2 separate regions of the Homo sapiens genome follow, and region 2 is linked to region 1. Evidence: chromatin contacts called from ENCODE Hi-C or POLR2A ChIA-PET data. All regions are on one chromosome and are shown on one strand. Each heading gives the region's core, a stretch centred on a gene start or an enhancer-like site at or near the end of the contact. The rest is flanking DNA. Distances are from core to core; before and after follow the strand shown.

Region 1 (4,645 bases), core at 283-2,782:
TTACAAAATACATGTGCACAATGTGTTATCACAGGAACTGTTAAAGAATCCAGGCAAATTGCACATTCCTCATCTGAACCTGAGCTCAGAATTAACTTCATCTTCCTTATTAACTTCTTTCTCAGTTCTTCAGGTGTATCATTTCCTAGAGAAAAGGCTGAAAAATTAATTTCAGAGCAAGGTTTGTAATATGACAAGTTAATCTATCTTATAAGGAAAAGTTTCGCTTGCCAGTAGGGAAAGTCTCTCATCATTTTCTGCCATAGGCAAAAAGCATAATTTAAATTTGAAATTTAAGAAACATTCAGAAGCCAAAATAGTAGCCAACTCACATAATATACCTCATAGAGAAGCATCATTATAACATGACAATAACATACCACCACACAATAAAAGGCAGATCCAATATGAATCTTTCATCAAAGGGTATCTATCACCGGAATTCCTGGAAAGACCTCATTATAATTCCATTTCATTGGTAAAAAAATTATTGGATGTATTCCTAGCTGAGTCTCACACTAAAAGCAATCTCCATTTGACAGAACAAAATAAACTAAATGTATGCCACATAAAAAAAATTTATCACTCTTATTTAAGTATCTCTGACAAATACAATGATATGAAGCAATCAAATTTACCTACCTGAGGGGCCATTGGAAGACACTGCATTTGTAAGAAGGTAAGTATGGCAACAAATTTGCCGCAGTCTAAGCAAAAGACCCAGGACATCTGCATAATGTGCCAGGACAGTCCCTTCATTAAAATACCTAGAGATTAAAATGTCAAATATTATTAAGTCCGCTAAACAATAATAACTTCCTATTCTAAAACAGCAGAGTAAAATGGCATTTTTCTTTTCTTCTCTAGAAATTACTCCAAAACAAGAATGAAAAGCAGAAAAGCAACTCTAATAAAACCAAGAGAGATCTATAACAATAAGGCACAATATATGAGAAATGGCTGCCAATTGCAGTCTAAGTCAGATAGGAAGATGCTGAGAGGGATGACTGCAGATCTCAAACAGAGCTGCCAAAACACAATTCTTTAAAATGGATGGCATGCCCTGAGGGGAAAATCAATACCTCTCATGTGCAGAAACAGGAACAGGGTGCATGCTTGGTGACTTGAGCTTCCATGGAGAAATTTATATCAAAAAAAGAGGGAAGGTAAACTGAATACAGAAACATACAGGTGCACTGTATTTTCAAAAAAAGACTATGGGCACAGCACTCTACACTCCAAGCACCCCTAAAGTTTCTGATCTCTGTTTATGTGTACTAATAAAACCTAAAGTAACTCAACATGTAACCCTGAGTCTTAAGTAAATTGGGTTATTTCCTGCTGGTCGGGGACATGATTGTGACCTTTCCCTTTTGTATATCTGGACTAGCAAATAGCTAGTCCAAGAAGAACTCAAGATATTCAAATATAAGTAATAATCAGCAGAGAGCAAAGGTAGGGGACACATGGCAGTGAAAGAAAACTCAGCAGAAAAATGTTGCCACAGAGCAAATAAAAATTATGACCAAGGATACTGTCACAATTTAACACCACTCAATAAAACAATTCCTCCAAAAAAAAAAAATCTTAAAGCAAAGACAAAGAGCTTTGAAAAAATATGGCAAGAGAACAGGAAGAGATGAAAGATGAGCTGGTATGGCTCAAGAAAGTGAAAGAAAACAGTGAATCATCAGAGAAATGAAAGTCACACTGAAACCAATATAAGCCAATATAAAAAAAGACTAGTCACTGATAAAAACATAGAAAAGGATGTAGGAAACAGGACTGAGAAAATCAAAATTAAACAAAAAAATGTAAAAGATCAGAAATAAAATGATACCTATGGAACACAGATAAAAGACATCTAACATACACAGAGAGAAATAAAATAATGGAACAGAAAACAATATTTAAAGAAAGCTTTCCAGGAAAGAGAAGGGGGGAAAAGCCTGGAATCTAAAGATTTAAATAATATCACATGTCCCAGGGGAAAGTCAACAAAGAAGTTGCTGAACTTCAGAGGGAAAAAAAAAAAAAAAAAAAAAACCAGGCTTCCCCACAGAAACATTCTATACAAAATACAGTGGTACAATGACAACATAGATTCTTAAGGAAATGGGTGATCCAAAAATTATATAACCAGGCCATCTGATATTTAAGTATTTTAAGGCAACAGAAGAAATATAGCCTAACGGCTAAGAGTACAAATTTTTAGAGCTAGCTGGTCATGAATTCAAAACCTGGCTGTGCCAATTTAATTATGTAACCTTGGACAGGTTGCTTAACCTATGTCTTGAGCTTCCTCAGTTCTAACAGTGGCATTGTAAAAGTACCTACCTCATACAACTACTGTTATTTAATTTAATACATGTAAAGTATTTAAAATAGTGCCTGGACTATATTAAGTGCTATACATGAATCTGTTGCTAGTATTAGTACTGGTAGTATTATGGCAACAAACATTTCTGAATATTCAAGAATGCAAGGAATAGGCAAAATAATACAAAGATTAAACTTACAAGCTCTAAACCAAAGTGCCAGAGTTAATCTGTCCTGTCACTCACTAGCTGTGTGACAACAGTGTAAGTCACCTAAACTGCTCTGTGCCTCAGTTTCCTCACTTATAAGATGTGGATAATTATACTGACCTAATAGGATTGCTGTGAATACATTTAAAGCACTAAGATCAATGTATAACACCTAGTGAGTGCTAAATAAATGTTAGTAAATATATAGCCTATTAAAAAGAATACTTTAAAAATAACTTATTTTCTGAGAACAGTTTCAATAAAGTTAATCTTTTTCAACTTTTTCAAATAGAATAACCTTTACTAACACTAATTATTCCCTGGCATGGTCATATCTTACTGATACTCAGCATTTCAATTTAAGAGATCTCTTTTGAGTGCCTACCATGTGCTAAATATTAGAAGCTTCCTTCCTCCTATTTCACCAGCCATTGCTATCTTCACAGTTAGATCTCTTTCACTTTACTCACTCCCTTGGTGATCTCATGGCTTTAATTACCATCCACACATAGCTGACTTTGAACTCGACTCTCCTATCCAACTAATTATTTGATATCTCTACTTGGAAAATTCACGGGCATCCTATGATCAATGTGTCCAAAACTGAGCTTCTGATCTTAGCTTAAAAAAATCTCTGCTCTTCCCATAGACCTGTCTTGGTAAACAGCAATTCCAGCCTTCCACTTATGCAGGTAAAAAGGCTTGAAGTTATCTTTGATTCCTCTTTCACATGCCATAACATATCAACCAGCAAGTTCTGTTGGTTCTACGTTCACAATTTAACAGAATCTAATCATTTCTCACTCCCTTTATCACTACTATGGTAAAAACCACCATCATCTCTTGCTTTGACTGCCACTGGTCTCCCTACTTCTGACCTTATTCCTATTCAAATAACCTAAATCTGAGCACAGCAGCCAGAGTGATCTTTTAAAAATATAAATCAGATTACGTCCCTCTCCTGGCTCAAAACCCTTTAAGGTTTCCTGTCATAAAAAGTAAAAGCCAAAGTCCTTGACATATGCGTTACATACCCCCATTCCAATAAATCTCTGATATCATGACTATTTTCTCTCGTTCATACTATCCAGCCACACTTGCTTCTCTGTTATTCTTCAAGCTCACCAGGCATGTTCCCAACTGGGAGCATCTACACTTGCTCTTCCTTCTGGCTGAAACACCCCTTAATCCCAATCTCCTTTAGATCTTTACCTATATATCATCTTCTCAGTGAGGTCTTCCTTAATACCCTACTAAAACAGCTTTGGCATTCCCCATCCCCTTTCGTTGCTTTATTCCTTAAAACTTAATCATGTTTTTAAATTATCTGTTTCTTCCCATTAAAATATAAATTCCTCGAGTGCAGGCATTTTTGTCTGTTTTATTCTGCTGTATCCCAATGGGTATAAGTGCCTGGCACACAGTGGGCACTTAATAAATTTTTGTTGAAAGAATATGAAAAGAAAGAAGATTTTGAACTCAGAAATCTGCTGCTTAGAACAATCTTTCCCACTCTCTCTAATTCCTATCAAACCTGCTTTGTACCTACCTCACTGAAGTTTTTATGTTTTGAAGATTCCCCTTTCACAGTCCTATTCTGCTTTCACTTGTCTCTTATTCATTCTGTTCCCTGTGGGCTCACATTAAACCTGATCTTGCTTGGACCAGAATTTCATACCTTCTACCAATCCTTAATCTTCTTGTTAAACCTATTTCATCAGTTCCTATTTCCAGATTTCCATACGATTTTGGAAATAGAAGCAAGCAAAATCTTCTGGCTAGCAATTGAGAACTTGTCATTTAAAGTAAGCTTTAAATTATTTCCTAACTTAAAAAATTACTTACCTGGTGAATTATACTATTATTTCATTCACTTTATTGATTTGTAAAAAACACTGTAATTCATAGAAGCAAATTATCTTTCAGTATACTTCAAACTATTGCTAACACATCTAAATAATGTCATTCAGTGAATGGGAAACAAAGTAAACAAAAACTAATTTTTAACATGGTTTTCTTTCTCCATACCTTCCAATAGTGGCTCTGCCTTCATTTTTCACAGACTGATAAATCTTTCTCTCTTCATCTGAAAGTGTAATGTGCTGAATAAATACTTT
Region 2 (4,064 bases), core at 674-3,173, 200 kb after region 1:
CATAAATGAAGTTTTTGGCTCTCAGCCACTTTCATTTGTTTTCCTATTGTCTGTGACCACTTTCATTCTACAGTGGCAGAGTAGAGTATGGCTTATGATAGAGACCATGTGGCCTGCAAGCCTAACTTCTTTACTATCTGGCCCTTTGCAGAAAAAATTTGCTGACCCCTGGTCTACATGATCCATACCAGTTATATGTAGTTGAATTCTATAAACAGTGTGGAGCGAGGCCCTTTCATCTGTTTCATTTGTGCAGAGCAACCTGTGGGTTACCATTGGTGAGTCAGTGAGTGAATGTTACCGTGCATTTGGTTGCTGAGTTGAAAATTATCATTTTCCTTGTCCACTTTGTTTGGTTTTGAAGCATAGGTGTTGATACTGTCTTCGAAGTACCAGGATTCATTCTCATCAAATATCATGAAGTGGAGAACACGGTGAACTATGTTGGGGTTGATGTCTTTGCGGCATACAGAGAGAGGGCCTACCAGTCCACTGTGAAGGTCCTGAGGAGGCAAAGCAAGATCGTTCACTGTGGCCACAACTAACATTTTCCCCCACAAAATAAAAGAGGTAGAATCCGGTTTTAGTTTTTAATGAGGTCAAATCCTGAGTTTTTAATTATCAGGATTCTGAGAGTGAAGAACAAAATATTTGACATGCTCAATGTTTGATTGAAGAAAAATTGTAACCTCATTCATTAGAGTTGAAGTCTAAAGAGAACACCAAACCTCTGAAAGGGATTTTAGATACATTTTTCAGTGGATTTAGCTCTATTTTTGACATTTTAATAAAAAAAGAATTTTGGTTTTAATTAGAATTCCTGGCATTGAAGTTGGTTGGCAGGAAGTCTAAAGGAGTTAGTCCCTTCACCTTTGTGCTTTTGCCCCTGCAGCAGCTTTTAGTTGAGAGTCTTGGTTTGTTTGTCTTCATTTTGTTTTTGAATTAAATCTCTGTGTAGATTCTTGTTCCAGGCAGAGTGGGCCAAGATAAGAGTTCAAATAGAATACTTGCACTGTTTTTTTTTTTTTTTAGTGCAAATAAACTTGAACCCTATAGTTGAGGGTTTTAAATATAAACACACACACACATACACCCCCCTACACACACAATATGTATATATATATTTCTTATTAATCATAGAATTATACCATTCTTTATTTATGATTACTATTGTTACTATTATTATTATTTAGAGACCAAGTTTTGCTGTGTCACCTAGGCAATGGAGTGACCATAGCTCAGCATAATCTTGAACTCCTGGACTCAAGCAATCCTCCTACCTCAGCCTCCCGTAGCTAGGACTACAGGCATGTGCCACTGCGCCTGGCTAATTTTAAAATTTTTTGTATAGACATCAGCCACCACATCCAACTGAATTTTAAAATTCTTTAGTGTATGTTGTTTTCTGTAATTCGAATACTATTCAGTGGAACAAAGTATAGTCTATTATTGTATAATTAGATATATTTTTCAATTCACAGTGAGATTATGCAAAGAATTATAAGCCTAAGTAATCATGAGGTAATAGTTTATTTTGCTCTTGAAAAATGCAGACCAATGTAGGAATAAAAGCTGAACAGTAATTAAGTTACTTAATAGAAAGTTTACATGGAACTAAGGTTCTTAAGAGCAATGATAAATACCTTCTTCCTTCCGTTATAATTTCTGGGAGGAGATAGGATAAGAACTGTTATTTGATTTAAAATTTACCTTAGCCACAGATACAGTTGAATAGTAAAACCAAGGTATGCATTCAAAGTCCAGTGAGGTAGGACCAGTTCTATCAGGTATCTGCCAAGTATATATTTGAATCTCTCCTGAAATAGACAAATGAAGTGTATTTAAATAGAGCTTTTAAAATCAGACTTCTTTACGGAGAACCAGACAATGAGCAAACACTAAAGCTATAAAAATAGTAGGCAGCATAGTCCTAGCTTTCACTTCTGGTTTCACTTCTTGCTTTGTGATCTTAGTCAATGTGGCAATTACTCAATGTGACAAAGCCTTGAATCCCTGCTCTGAACATTCCAATGTGTGGATCACATGTACCTCCTCCCTGCCCTCAAGGCTGTGCATATTAGTCCTATTGGATCTTAATTCTATATTCTATATTGCAGTGAAGTTCTTTTGCTCCCTCCCCACCGTAATTCTGTATCTCCCACTTCCACAGATCCATGGGAGTTATAGTCCTATGACATTAACCAACCCCACCTCCAGCTCCCAAATCTGTAACAATCTACTTAGCACTAACCCTTGCCTTCCAGTACATCACACAATGCCTGGCATACAGCAGGTAGAGTACTCAGAAGTGTTTGTGGAATGCATGTAGTAGATCCTTTCTTAACTAATCAGAGCAGTGGACTGACTTGCAAACTCCCTTGATATGAGACTTAACAGACCACAGGACTGCTTTTAAAAACAAAAAGAAACATTTCGCCCACCATCAAAGTCTATTGTCAGTCCCTCTGCTTTACAAATCTTTTCTTTCTGAATTTGGCTTTCATTGATACTCTTAATTTCCAAAACTACTTGTTTTGGTGAGCAACTATAGTGGACATTCTGATGCCACCCCTAGATTCCCAATCAAGAATGAAGAACATTTCACTCCAGCAGGCGTCAGCCTCCTTTAGAGAGAGCCTTGGCTGAAGAAAGCTACCTTGCTCAAGATTGCATCTAATGACTGCTTCAGGGACATAACAGCCCAGCTCTCTCACTCCAGCTTAGGAAAGCTGAAGGTCACCCTATCTTCAGAACTGTGTTGGCTGTGACTTCTGTTGAGGCTGCATCTCTGCTTAACCTCACTCCCTGTCCAATCCTACTCATTTCTCATTCTTTCCATATTAGTTGATTCCAAGAGCACTATCTACACACAAATCCTCATATCACAGTCTGCTTACTGGGCATTTTTAAGTAAAATATATTAATGTTCTTCTGAGTTAATTATGTTGAATGGCATGCTGTATAGCAGTGATTCCATTCCACGGAAATGTTAATACATGGGGTCCATCATTTCCTCTTATTGGCTCAATCCTCCCCCACTTTCTCACATATTGCATCTTGTACTCAACTCCTACTTTAGCACTTTAGTTGGAGAGATTGTATATAGTATAAGAATACCTGGCAGCTGGACAGGTACAGCGGTGGGAGGGAGGGTGGACCTAGAGGAGAAATTCATACACTGGGGAGGTAGGCCCTGAAGACCAAACCTTCACTTCACAGTTTTGCTCATGGTGCCCCAGCCTGGAAGTAAACTTGACTTGCAGAAGGAACTCCCCCGCCAAATGCTTTCTTCAGGCTCATCTTACTAGTCCACTCGTCTCTCTCATCTGGAACTGCACCCATATATTTAAAAGAACATTAGCCTCGTAGTCCTGCATAAAAGCTTTGGGGATTATTTTTCTCCCAAAGTAGTTACCTGGCTGAGTTGGAACAACAGTGGAATTATTTGTTTTCACTCCATGAGCATGAATAGAATACGGTCTTGCGGCTTTATTTTTAAAGATAATTTGAATTATTTGACCAGGGTTGAGCAATATTAATGGACCTAGGGAATATAAAAAGAAATATGTCTGAGTAATTGTTATTTATTTTAAATTATGAGTCATCTCTCTTCTTATTTACACAGTGACTTATTCTTATCCTTTTACTTAACATGCAGCCAAATGAAATAAAAACATTTAACAAGTAGATCATTGCTGATTTATGAAACATGATTTTTGCCTGAAATTTTTAAATCATTTAGAATTTTATGAGTTTTTTTTTTTTTTTTTTTGCCAGAAAACTTATTTTAATGAACAACGGTTTATGCCTAGGAAAACATACAATTTAAAAATGAAACCCTTTCTTTTCTTTCTTGACCAATCTCAACTTTCAAGCCTTTTATTCCCTTGCTCCTTATTCTACTGGAGGATTGCAAGGAGCTGCAAGGCCTGTTTATTGACCCAAAGTGATTTTCTCTCTTACAGACTAAAAACCTTCATTTTACTCTCTCTCCCTTTCATCCTAAGCCAGAAACTACAGGTATAAAATTCATTTTAAATCTTCTTTCTATTTGGAAGCAGGTT

Evidence for each region. Hi-C counts contacts between places; a loop is a spot of excess contacts on that map. ChIA-PET counts read pairs that join two places held with the same protein, here RNA polymerase II (POLR2A). Pooled maps may share reads with other maps.
Region 2: a pooled map shows a loop between it and region 1 (5-fold over the local background). The contact joins two enhancer-like sites. A Hi-C loop is called at or near these places in 1 of 37 single-sample maps with no recorded cell type and 7 of 50 pooled maps. POLR2A ChIA-PET finds 5 or more read pairs at or near these places in 1 of 52 experiments (activated CD8-positive, alpha-beta memory T cell).

Annotation. Positions count from the first base shown.
Region 1 is chr3:149,041,524-149,046,168 of GRCh38, forward strand. It overlaps HLTF (helicase like transcription factor), which reads right to left. Exons shown (of 25, transcript NM_003071.4): 18 at 4,557-4,645; 19 at 643-767; 20 at 1-145. Among named protein-coding and RNA genes, the nearest start is that of HLTF-AS1, 42 kb to the right of the region's middle. Within about 2 kb of position 1,533, at least 2 of the 41 ENCODE cell types and tissues checked have a DNase peak (open chromatin) inside an H3K27ac peak, as active enhancers do.
Region 2 is chr3:149,243,953-149,248,016 of GRCh38, forward strand. It overlaps the pseudogene CPHL1P. Among named protein-coding and RNA genes, the nearest start is that of CP, 24 kb to the left of the region's middle. Within about 2 kb of position 1,924, at least 7 of the 41 ENCODE cell types and tissues checked have a DNase peak (open chromatin) inside an H3K27ac peak, as active enhancers do.